Linked DNA regions of Homo sapiens: region 2 is linked to region 1. Evidence: chromatin contacts called from ENCODE Hi-C or POLR2A ChIA-PET data. All regions are on one chromosome and are shown on one strand. The core of a region is the stretch at or near the end of the contact, and the rest is flanking DNA. Distances in the headings are between cores, read along the strand shown. Region 1 has its middle 50 kb from the start of TLK1. Region 2 overlaps LOC124906091 (a long non-coding RNA gene).

What was found. A loop is a pair of places that touch in the nucleus more often than their neighbours do. ChIA-PET counts read pairs that join two places held with the same protein, here RNA polymerase II (POLR2A). Pooled maps may share reads with other maps.
Region 2: a loop to region 1 is called in a pooled map, with 4 times the contacts of the local background. The contact joins two enhancer-like sites. A Hi-C loop is called at or near these places in 1 of 168 maps with a recorded cell type or tissue (posterior vena cava) and 7 of 50 pooled maps. POLR2A ChIA-PET finds 5 or more read pairs at or near these places in 3 of 52 experiments (IMR-90, K562 and T-cell).

The regions. Positions count from the first base shown.
Region 1 is chr2:171,208,637-171,213,389 of GRCh38, forward strand. It overlaps a transcript of TLK1 not described here. Among named protein-coding and RNA genes, the nearest start is that of TLK1, 50 kb to the left of the region's middle. Within about 2 kb of position 2,340, at least 6 of the 41 ENCODE cell types and tissues checked have a DNase peak (open chromatin) inside an H3K27ac peak, as active enhancers do.
Region 2 is chr2:170,970,706-170,975,458 of GRCh38, forward strand. It overlaps LOC124906091 (a long non-coding RNA gene), which reads left to right. Exons shown (of 3, transcript XR_007087293.1): 3 at 2,263-2,816. Among named protein-coding and RNA genes, the nearest start is that of GORASP2, 44 kb to the left of the region's middle. RefSeq lists silencers at 2,771-3,080, 3,221-3,470. Within about 2 kb of position 2,831, at least 26 of the 41 ENCODE cell types and tissues checked have a DNase peak (open chromatin) inside an H3K27ac peak, as active enhancers do.

The DNA of each region.
Region 1 (4,753 bases), core at 1,090-3,589:
TAAGGATATTAATCCTAGTGCTGCTAAATGTAACAAAAGTAGAAGCAACTTAAACATTCAAAAATGAGGCATTTGATATTGACAACCATCCCAAAGTTTACAACTCATTCTCTTGGGGAAGCTGTGAAAAATTAGTTACTGTTCCCTGCAGGTGGGACTGCAAAATGATGCAAGCCCAGTGCAGAGCATTTTAGCAGTGTCTATCAAAATAATAAATGCACTTTGACTCAACAATTCCACTTCTAGGAATTTATCTTAGCAATACATCTGTACTTGTAGGAAATGACATGTATGAGTTTATTCTTTGCCCCTCTGTTTGCAACAGAAGAAAAATTAGAGACAACCTTGTATAGAAGACACTGGTTAAGTAAACCATGGTTCAGCTACACAATTGTATATTTTCTGGCTATAGGAGAGAATGGGGAAGCTCTTTATGTACTGATAATGGAGAAGCTTCAGAAATATGTTGCTTTTTAGAAAAAGTAAGGTGCAGCACAGCGTAAATAGTGTGTTCCCTTTGTGTAAGAAAGTAGGGGAAATAAGAGCATGTATTTGCATTTGCTTTTATTTGCATAAGGAAACATTGGAAGAATACACAAGAAACTAATAAAAGGGGTTACTTATATGGAACAGGGGTGGGATGGAAGTATTTATCTTTTTATATTGTTTTGATTTTGAACCATATGAATGTTTTTCTTATTCAAAAAATTAAGTTTAAGTTAGGACTGCTAAATAAATTATTAGGTATCTATGTGATAGAATGCTAGATAGCGATGAAAATTTATATTGTAAGTGTTTAAATATACACAGAAATGTTCAAATATATATTGGGTAAGAAAAGCAGGTTATAAGAAAGTAATATATACTCCTATAACCTAAGAAATTATATTTATTTCTTTAGTATAGTTTACAAAATCTGACGCAGTAATGTGTCCTTTTGTAAGTCTATTTGTTGAAGTCCTAATTCCCATATCTCATAATGTGACTGTATTTGAAGATATGATCTTTAAGGAGGTAATTATAATGAGTTACAGTGAGGTCATTAGGTGAGCCCTAATCCAATATGCCTGGAGTCCTTATAAGAAGAGGAAATTTGGACACAGAATATGTACGAAGTGAAGACCATATGAAGACAGAGAGAAAACGGTCATCTACAAGCCAAGAAGAGAGATCTTGAAAGAAACTAACCTTGCCTACACCTTGGTCTTGGACTTCTAGCCTCCAGAATTGAAAGAAAATAAATTTTTGTCATTTCAGCTACCCAATCCATGAAACTTTGTTACCGCAGCCCTAGCAAACTAATGACAATACTGATACACATTCTCAAAATTTCCAGGAGCTTGTAGGCACAGGCAGTGTATGGGAATGCCTGTTTTGTACCTCCTATTAGCTAATCAGGTAAATCAAAATACAGTGTCATGTCTTCATTTATGTTTATTTACATTTTCCTTATGTTAAAAAGTTGTATTACTGTTCTGAATTTGAATGTCATTATAGTACCATGATCAGCCAAGCAACTGATTATTTTTAGATGAATAGAGCTGAACTGGAATGTGGCAACCAAGGTGTGTATTATAGCGGCCCCTCTGAAAGAGAAATAAGGTTATAATGCCACTCACACCTTCACGTTCTTTTTTTATTATTTTTTTTTTTTATAGGAGACAAGGGTTTCACTATGTTGCCTAGGCTAGAATGCGGCTATAGGAGAGAATGAACTCCTGGGCTCAAGCAATCCTCCTGAGTAGCTGGGACTACAGGCACATACCACCACACCCAGCCATGGTCAGTATCTTCCCTTTAAGTGTAATAGCCCTGGCTGGGGCTGCTCCCCACCAAGACCACATCTAGGCAAGTATTTGCGAAAGAAAAGAATTTCGATTTCAGACGTAATCAGAAAAATCTCTGACTAGTATATCCAATTAATACATCCAATGGGCTAAGCACCACAGTAAACAAAAACAATGCCCTGTGCAAAAACAAAGTCAAACAAAACAAACACACAAACAAACACCCAGTCTTAATGTTCACGGACACTTCGGACTCTGACTTTTTTGCATTGTATTGCAACATCCTTATATCTGAACCACCTAGAGACTAAACTAAACTAGGACAATTTACAAGGGAGAATTTGCCGGCTAATTAAATTAGGGCAAGGTTAATTCATTGAGAGAATGCCGTGAAATGTTGAGAAGAAATCTAGGAACTGATAACAGGATCTAGGCTTCTCTGACTGTTACCAGGAGGGAGAAGGGAAGCTGCATTTGAAGCTGAATATATCCAGGAGGCTGAGAGAGTAACTTCAGCCAGCAGGTATATACAGCCGGATGTGCCAGGGACAGCAGTCATAAGCAGCCAGCCCAGAAGGCACTTCTTCAGATATGTCCACATTATCTCCTATGATCTTTGCGGTGACATCCTTTGGGCACATGAAAACCTTACTTTTGGTTGATTTCTCTGCTTCCTGCCCCATGTTACATTCTTAGATACTAAAAAGCACTCTGAAGACAGATGCTCAACAATTCAGAGACCTCGAATCCTACAAGAATGTTAGTGCCTGTAACACAGTTTACATTGCTGTAGAGCCTTTCATGCGACAAAAATTTAAACAAGCATTGTTTTATTACTTACTTTTACTGGCTCCCTTTCTATAACCGGTTTGGGTTGTAGGAAGCCTTTTGGTTTTCACCACGAATTATATCAAACCGTTTGTCACGGTAAGTTCACTTCCTCTTTCTTTTCTTGTGTAGTTGAACTCACCTAAGATGCATGGCTTACCCTATACTTATTTAATACACCAGAAATATAATATACAAAGATACTTCATTGAGGTGCATACAAAAGTGTAATTGTTCAATGCTATTTTGCACAGACTACACTCAGTCATAAATGTATCTAGTGATATCTGAGTTAAATGGATGCTTTTTTTTTTTGAGATTAGAGTCTTGCGCTGTCGCCCAGGCTGGAGTGCAATGGCGCGATGTTGGTTCACTGCAGCATCCGCCTCCCGGGTTCAAGTGGTTCTCCTGCCTCAGCCCCCTGAATAGCTGGGATTACAGGCGCACCCCACCACGCCAGGCTAATTTTTGTATTTTTAGTAGAGATGGAGTTTCACCATGTTGGTCAGACTGGTCTCGAACTCCTGACCTCGTGATCCACCCGCCTCGGCCTCCCAAAGTGCTGGGATTACAGGCGTGAGCCACTGTGCCCGGCCTCTTTTTTTTTTTTTCAAGACAGAGTCTCACTCTGTCACCCAGGCTGGAGTGCAGTGGTGCAATCTCGGCTCACTGCAACCGCTGCCTCCTGGGTTCAAGCGATTCTCCTGCCTCAGTCACCCGAGTAGCTGGAATTACAGGCATGCACCACTACGCCCAGCTAATTTTTTGTACTTTGGTAGAGACAGGGTTTCACCATTTTGGCCAGGCTGGTCTCGAACTCCTGACTTCAGGTGATCCACCTACCTCCCAAAGTGCTGGGATTACAGGCGTGAGCCACCATGCCTGGCCTCCTCTCGTTTTAAAGCTTGTCTAACAAGCCTTTCCGGACCTCCAGAAATCAATTAACATCTGCATAAGCTCAGCCTGGCCACTCCAGCAGCTGTTTTATCATAGAGAAACATTCCTGGCTCCCCTGCCCCCACCCTCACCCCTTGCCGCCCCCTCCTTCACCTCCCCCACCGCCCCCAAGCTTCACTCCCTGTTATGCTGCCTTTTTGCAACTTTAACCTGACACCCCCAATTTTCCCAACATCTGTTCAGTTGATGTTATCTTTATATCTGGTAATAGGTCCTTGATGTTTGATTTCATTATACCTTTGCCTGGGTAAATAAACATGTTCCCCCTAAGGAAATAAGGGACATCATTTTAGACGTCCTTTATCAATGTCAGTGGAGTCTAAGGGAAAAGGATTTGGAACCAGGAGATAGAAGACTTCAGTTCCAGCACCGGCTCCTTTTAAAACTGGTTGTGTGACTTCGGAAAAGAAATTTAAGTCCTTTCTACCTCTAGCATGTAATTTCTTAACTGTAAAAAAAATTATAAACCCACTCTGTCCTCATAATTTTTATCATCAAAGGACATTTATTAAATGCCTACTTAGTGATGAGAGCTTGCATTTGGGGTAAGGCAGGCAGTCAGAGCCCCTGTTAATCAGGGGTCTTTAGCAAGATATTTGAGCTTCCTATGATTGTACACAGCATTTTAGTTTTAGTGCTCTGTGCACATGAAGAAATAAGAGGAAAACAGCAAAAAGCGTTTTGTTTTTTTTTAAAAAAAACAAGCAAAATGTATTTAACATGAAAAAACTTGTTTTATCCTAATTTCATATCTGATCTACATCTTTGCTATGAAAAAAGTCATCTCCTTTATGAAATTATGGCCAGAGTAGACATTACTTTGTAAAATTGTCCTTCTTACCAAAGTGAAAAGTTATAAAGCCTTTTCTAAAAAAATTTTTTTTTAGAAAAAATATTTTTATCTCCAAAAGGTTTTGCTAATGGGTGAATTCCAAGTCTGGCTCCGCTAGACTACAGGGCTCTATATCAGGCCATATCTTTCTTTTTCTTTTCTTTTCTTTTCTTTTTTTTTTTGAGACAGGGTCTTTTGCCCAGGCTGGAGTACAGTGGCATGACAATCATGGCTCACTGCAGCCTCGACCTCCTGGGCTCGGGTGATCCTCCCAACCTCAGCCTGCCAGGTAGCTGGGACTACAGGCATGCACCACCGTGCCCAGCTAATTTATGTATTTTTTGTAGAG
Region 2 (4,753 bases), core at 1,581-4,080, 240 kb before region 1:
CCTGGTAGTAACACAGCTGAGTCTGGGGAGAGGGGAGGGATAGCTGGGAAACTGAGGTTTCCTTACAGTCAGCGGGGCCAGAACCCGTGGGGACCCAGGATTAGGAAACAAGGTCCTTCACGGATTTCATTATTTAGGATCCAATGAATCGTGTGGAATGGGCACTAAGGTTAGCAAAATTTGAAGTAGTTGCTTAGACTGTAAACCTGATGGAGAAAATGTCCCTGGACAATGACTGGGACAGTAACAGCAATTTGAGTTTCACTAGTCTCTTTTCCTAAAGCCATATTCTGGGTCCCCAACCCATTGATCATTTACCTTAACAACCAACTCTATTGGAATTGATCATTCTCTTTTCCAGAGACCAAGGGTTGTGAATAAGAGTTCATGAATCCCTGACTGGCTTTCTTGCCGTCCACTCTCCATGGCCTTGCTTCCTGGGGAGGGGCCTGTTTGCCCAGCTCTGCCCAGGCTGGCCTGGTTTGAGACCCATACTAAGAAGTCTGCCTGAGGTTCAGGGCAAGCCTCTTCCAGAAGCACTTGAATTATGGTGGCTGGGGGTGGGGTTACAGGAACTTCTCATTTCTTCTCATAAACTTGCATATTGCCAGAATTTTTAAAACCACAATTACTTTTTATTATTTTATTTTACTTTTTTTTTTTTTTGAGATGGAGTCTTGCTCTGTCACCCAGGCTGGAGTGGAGTGGCGCAATCTCGGCTCACTGCAACCTCCCAGGTTCAAGCAATTCTCCTGTCTCAGCCTCCTGAGTAGCTGGGCTTACAGGCATGTGCCACCACGCCCGGCTCATTTTTGTATTTTTAGTAGAGATGGGGTTTCACCATGCTGGTCAAGCTGGTCTTGAACCCCTGACCTCAGGTGATTCACCTGCCTCGGCCTCCCAAAGTGCTGGCATTACAGGCGTGAGCCACCGCGCCAGGCTTCGAATTGCTTTTTTTTGTTTGTTTGTTTGTGTTTTTTTTGAGACGGAGTCTCGCTCTGTCGCCCAGGCTGGAGTACAGTGGCACTATCTCTGCTCACTGCAAGCGCTGCCTGCTGGCTTGACGCCATTCTCCTGCCTCAGCCTCCCAAGTAGCTGGGACTACAGGCGCCCGCCACCACGCCCGTCTAATTTTTTGTATTTTTAGTAGAGACGGGGGTTTCATCGTGTGAGCCAGGATGGTCCCGATCTCCTGACCTCGTGATCCATCCGCTTTGGCCTCCCAAAGTGCTGGGGTTACAGGCGTGAGCCACCGCACCCGGCCTGAATTACTTTTTAATCACTAACAACAATGGGGTTATTTTGATCTAGGGGGTGTGGATGAATGGGAGACTTACAGAGCCAGAAAAAGCCCTGTTCCGGGCCAGGCGCGGTGGCTCACGCCTGGAGTCCCAGCACTTTGGGAGGCCGAGGCAGGCGGATCACGAGGTCGGGAGATCGAGACCATCCTGGTCAACATGGTGAAACCCCGTCTACTAAAAATACAAAAATTGGGCGTGGTGGCAGGTGCCTGTAGTCCCAGCTACTTGGGAGGCTGAGGCAGGAGAATGGCTTGAACCTGGGAGGCGGAGGTTGCAGTGAGCCGACATCATGCCACCGTACTCCAGCCTGGCGACAGAGCGAGTCTCTGTCTCAAAAAAAAAAAAAAAAAAAAACCTTGTTCCATCTCTTCTGAAGCCTTTCATTTCAGTCTGTCCAGGACGGCCGCTGCTGCAGGGCCGGGGAAGCTTTTTCCCCAAGCAGCGTCATGACTGGTCAGACTAAGGGAGCTCTCTGCTAACAACCCCCAACACTGTCCCTAGATTAGAATTATCCATGAAATTTCCCTGAATAGACTTGCACTGTGACTGATTTGCAATGCTGTGTTGTGTTTGTAAATCAGTTTGGCCAGAACCGTGTAGCTCAGACAGCTATGCTGAAAGAGCCCAGAAACACAATGGCAAGAATCCATGTTGTACCCAGGCGCTGTTTTGGCTTCTAGAGCTCTGGAAACAGTGTTAGCGTCAGGTAGTGAAGTATGCATGGTTCCAACACGTTCACTCGAGATCAGTGGCTAAACAACCTGTGTGCTTCTCGGTGGTGAGGAACAGAACTGCTAGAGGAGCCTCATAAAATCAAGAAGAAACAGATGCCTGTTGTATGAGTCCAGGAGCTCAAAGCTCATTCCGATTTTAATAAACAGTTACTTGCCTTTGTCTCTGTCAAGGTTTTGTTTTTAAAGGGCATGAAACTTTAGAGACTAATTCATTTCCCCAAATTCAGATCTCTCTTAGGTAAGCAGTACAACCTGAGAAAAGAGGACAACCCTCTGGGATCTTTGGCACCGTGACGCTGCCATATTCCAGGAGAGGACAGGTGAGGGTTCGCTGTGGCTGAATCGGAAGGAGACAGAAGAAGCAGGGACGAGCCACCGGGCAGGCCTCAGGACAGGCTTAGGTTCTGAACTTGATCCCATGGACTGGTGTTACCCAGAGTGAAGAAAACTGTCTTTCCTCCTTTAATACCTATATATTTTATTTTAGCACGTATTGGGGAAAAAATAATAGTTGCATTGGATATGGCTAATTTTACGAATTAACTTCAGTGAAAAAAGGGAATGGTTTTAAAGAGAAGTGATGGGTGAGTTCTTGAGTTAATTCCCTCAGGGGAAGCAGGTGCGCCTGGAGAGCTCAAACCGAGGCCCCTGCTTCACAGGCGGGCGGGCTTTGGGGTAGGAGCTGAATCCACGTAGGTCTGCCCGGTCCCACGCCTCAGTTCTGTCCCCACGCGGCAGGTTCCTGGAACGACATTCACCTTTGTTCAGGAACTCCGGTCTTACCGCCGCCCACGTGGAGTGGGATCCGAGCCAAGGGGGCCTCCCGAGCGGGGACTACAGTGCGCGCCACGGGCCACCAGGTGGCGCCGGGAGCCTGGGAAAGCCGCGCCCCGCCAGCGGCCGCGGGGTCTCCGGGCCGCCCTCGCAGGGCCCCTGGGCGGGGCCGGGGCGTCGCGGTGGGGCGCTTTCCGTTCTTTGGAAGAAGGGCTCTGGTCCCCCGCTTTCTTTCCATCTCAGACCCAGTGCGGAAACGTGGGGGATGAGCCTGGGCGCCTTCACCAAACGGAACCCCCTTTAATCTGATGTGAAGGCAAATCTCTCCACCGGGGGACCCGTTGGGTGCGGCGGAGACACCCTTCGGTGGCTGAGAAACCCTCAGACGCCGTGGAAGCACCAGGGGTCTGAGCGCCCAGTGCGGGAGGTGCGGGGCCGGCTTCCCTCCCCGGGGCTGGAGCCTTCAGGAGCGCCGCCCCCACCCGGCTTCCTCCGAGGGCAGTGCTGGACTCTGGCCTGGCCCCTGGCCGGCCGCTGCCCTTGGCCTCGTCCAACCCACACCCGCGGGGCGGAGGCTCCTGCTGTGCACAAGCCCGGGGCGCCGGGGTGGGGCGGCTGGGTCTGGGCCCAGGTGTCCCGAATCCAAAAGCATCCCACTGCGCTGCCTGTAAATTAGCGATTTCGGATCTAGTGATGAGCAGAGGGGACAGAATAGCCCAGAGGCCGGGTAACTAACATGTGCGGGATCAAGGAAGGCGTTCGTGGGCAGCTACTATTAGGGCTTTGAAGAATGCATAGAGGTTCTCTTAGGTGGTCAAAGTGGAAGGAAGAGGTTCTCTTAGGCAGAGGGAACAGCGTCTGCAAGGACACACAGGAATGTGGCACGTGGTGTGTCCCGGAACTACAAACAGCTCTGGTTGCTGGAATGTGAAAAGTCAAGTATGGAGTGGTAGCAGTTGCCACAGAAGGGGGAGCGGGGCCAGATCGCCGAAGGCCTTGAATGCCATGCTCAGGGGCTTAGACTGCACTGCCCTGGGGAGTTTATAAGGGGGATGGATGTTTTTTGTTCTTGGCAGTGAAGTACCCAGGGAGCTTGCCCCTTACATAGGTCAGTGGTCTGAAAAACCTCCTTTTTGGCAAGCAGGGGCCTTTCGTGAAAGAAAAAAAAAATCATATGGCACATAGATTCAAAAGCCAGGCCAGTGTGGAGCTGCCGGCAGTTTCCCTGTGAGCAGGAGGGAAAGGCGGGGCATCCCTGAGAAAGGAGCCATAGTCATCCCAGCCGGATGGCGTGGGAGAAATCTCAGGAGTCCATTATCCCCAAACACTAAAGTCCAGCAAAGTGCTGTGCCACATGTCATCCCCCACCCTCCACCTGCCTGCTGTAGTTGTGGCTGGAGGAGTAACTCACATTTTCCCTGGTCTTGTAGCAGACTGGGAAGAACCAAAAGCTGAATAGGGTGAGAGCATCCTCTTTCTTCTTCAGCTCTTTAGCCAAAGGACTCTTTCAATCCTGAGCTCGGAAAAGCAACCATGGACCAGCACTTCTCAACCCTGGTGGCTTTGAAAAACACTGTTGCCTATGGATCAGGGACAGCATTGTGGAGATCCTCCCTCTCAATTCCTTCATTTTATAGATGAAAACAGTGAAATCCAGAAAGGTTAAATGTCTCTCCAACAAGCATACGGCTAGGGGGTGGTAGAGCTGGGTCTATACCTAGTACCCAGGTGGAAATCGGATCCAGGGATTCTTTCAGCAAGCCTGAGACCCGGGCAGGTGTGGGGCGGGGCCGGTGGAGCAGAAACAGACCAGGCTGCAACTGCAGGGCTGCATGGAGGACCTGGGTGCAAGGTCCTCGGGGGACTCGTGGGGGATTCTCAGAACCCAGCCCCCAGGGCTTTTAGTATCTTCATTTTGATCACAATTTAAAATAGCAGTGGTTT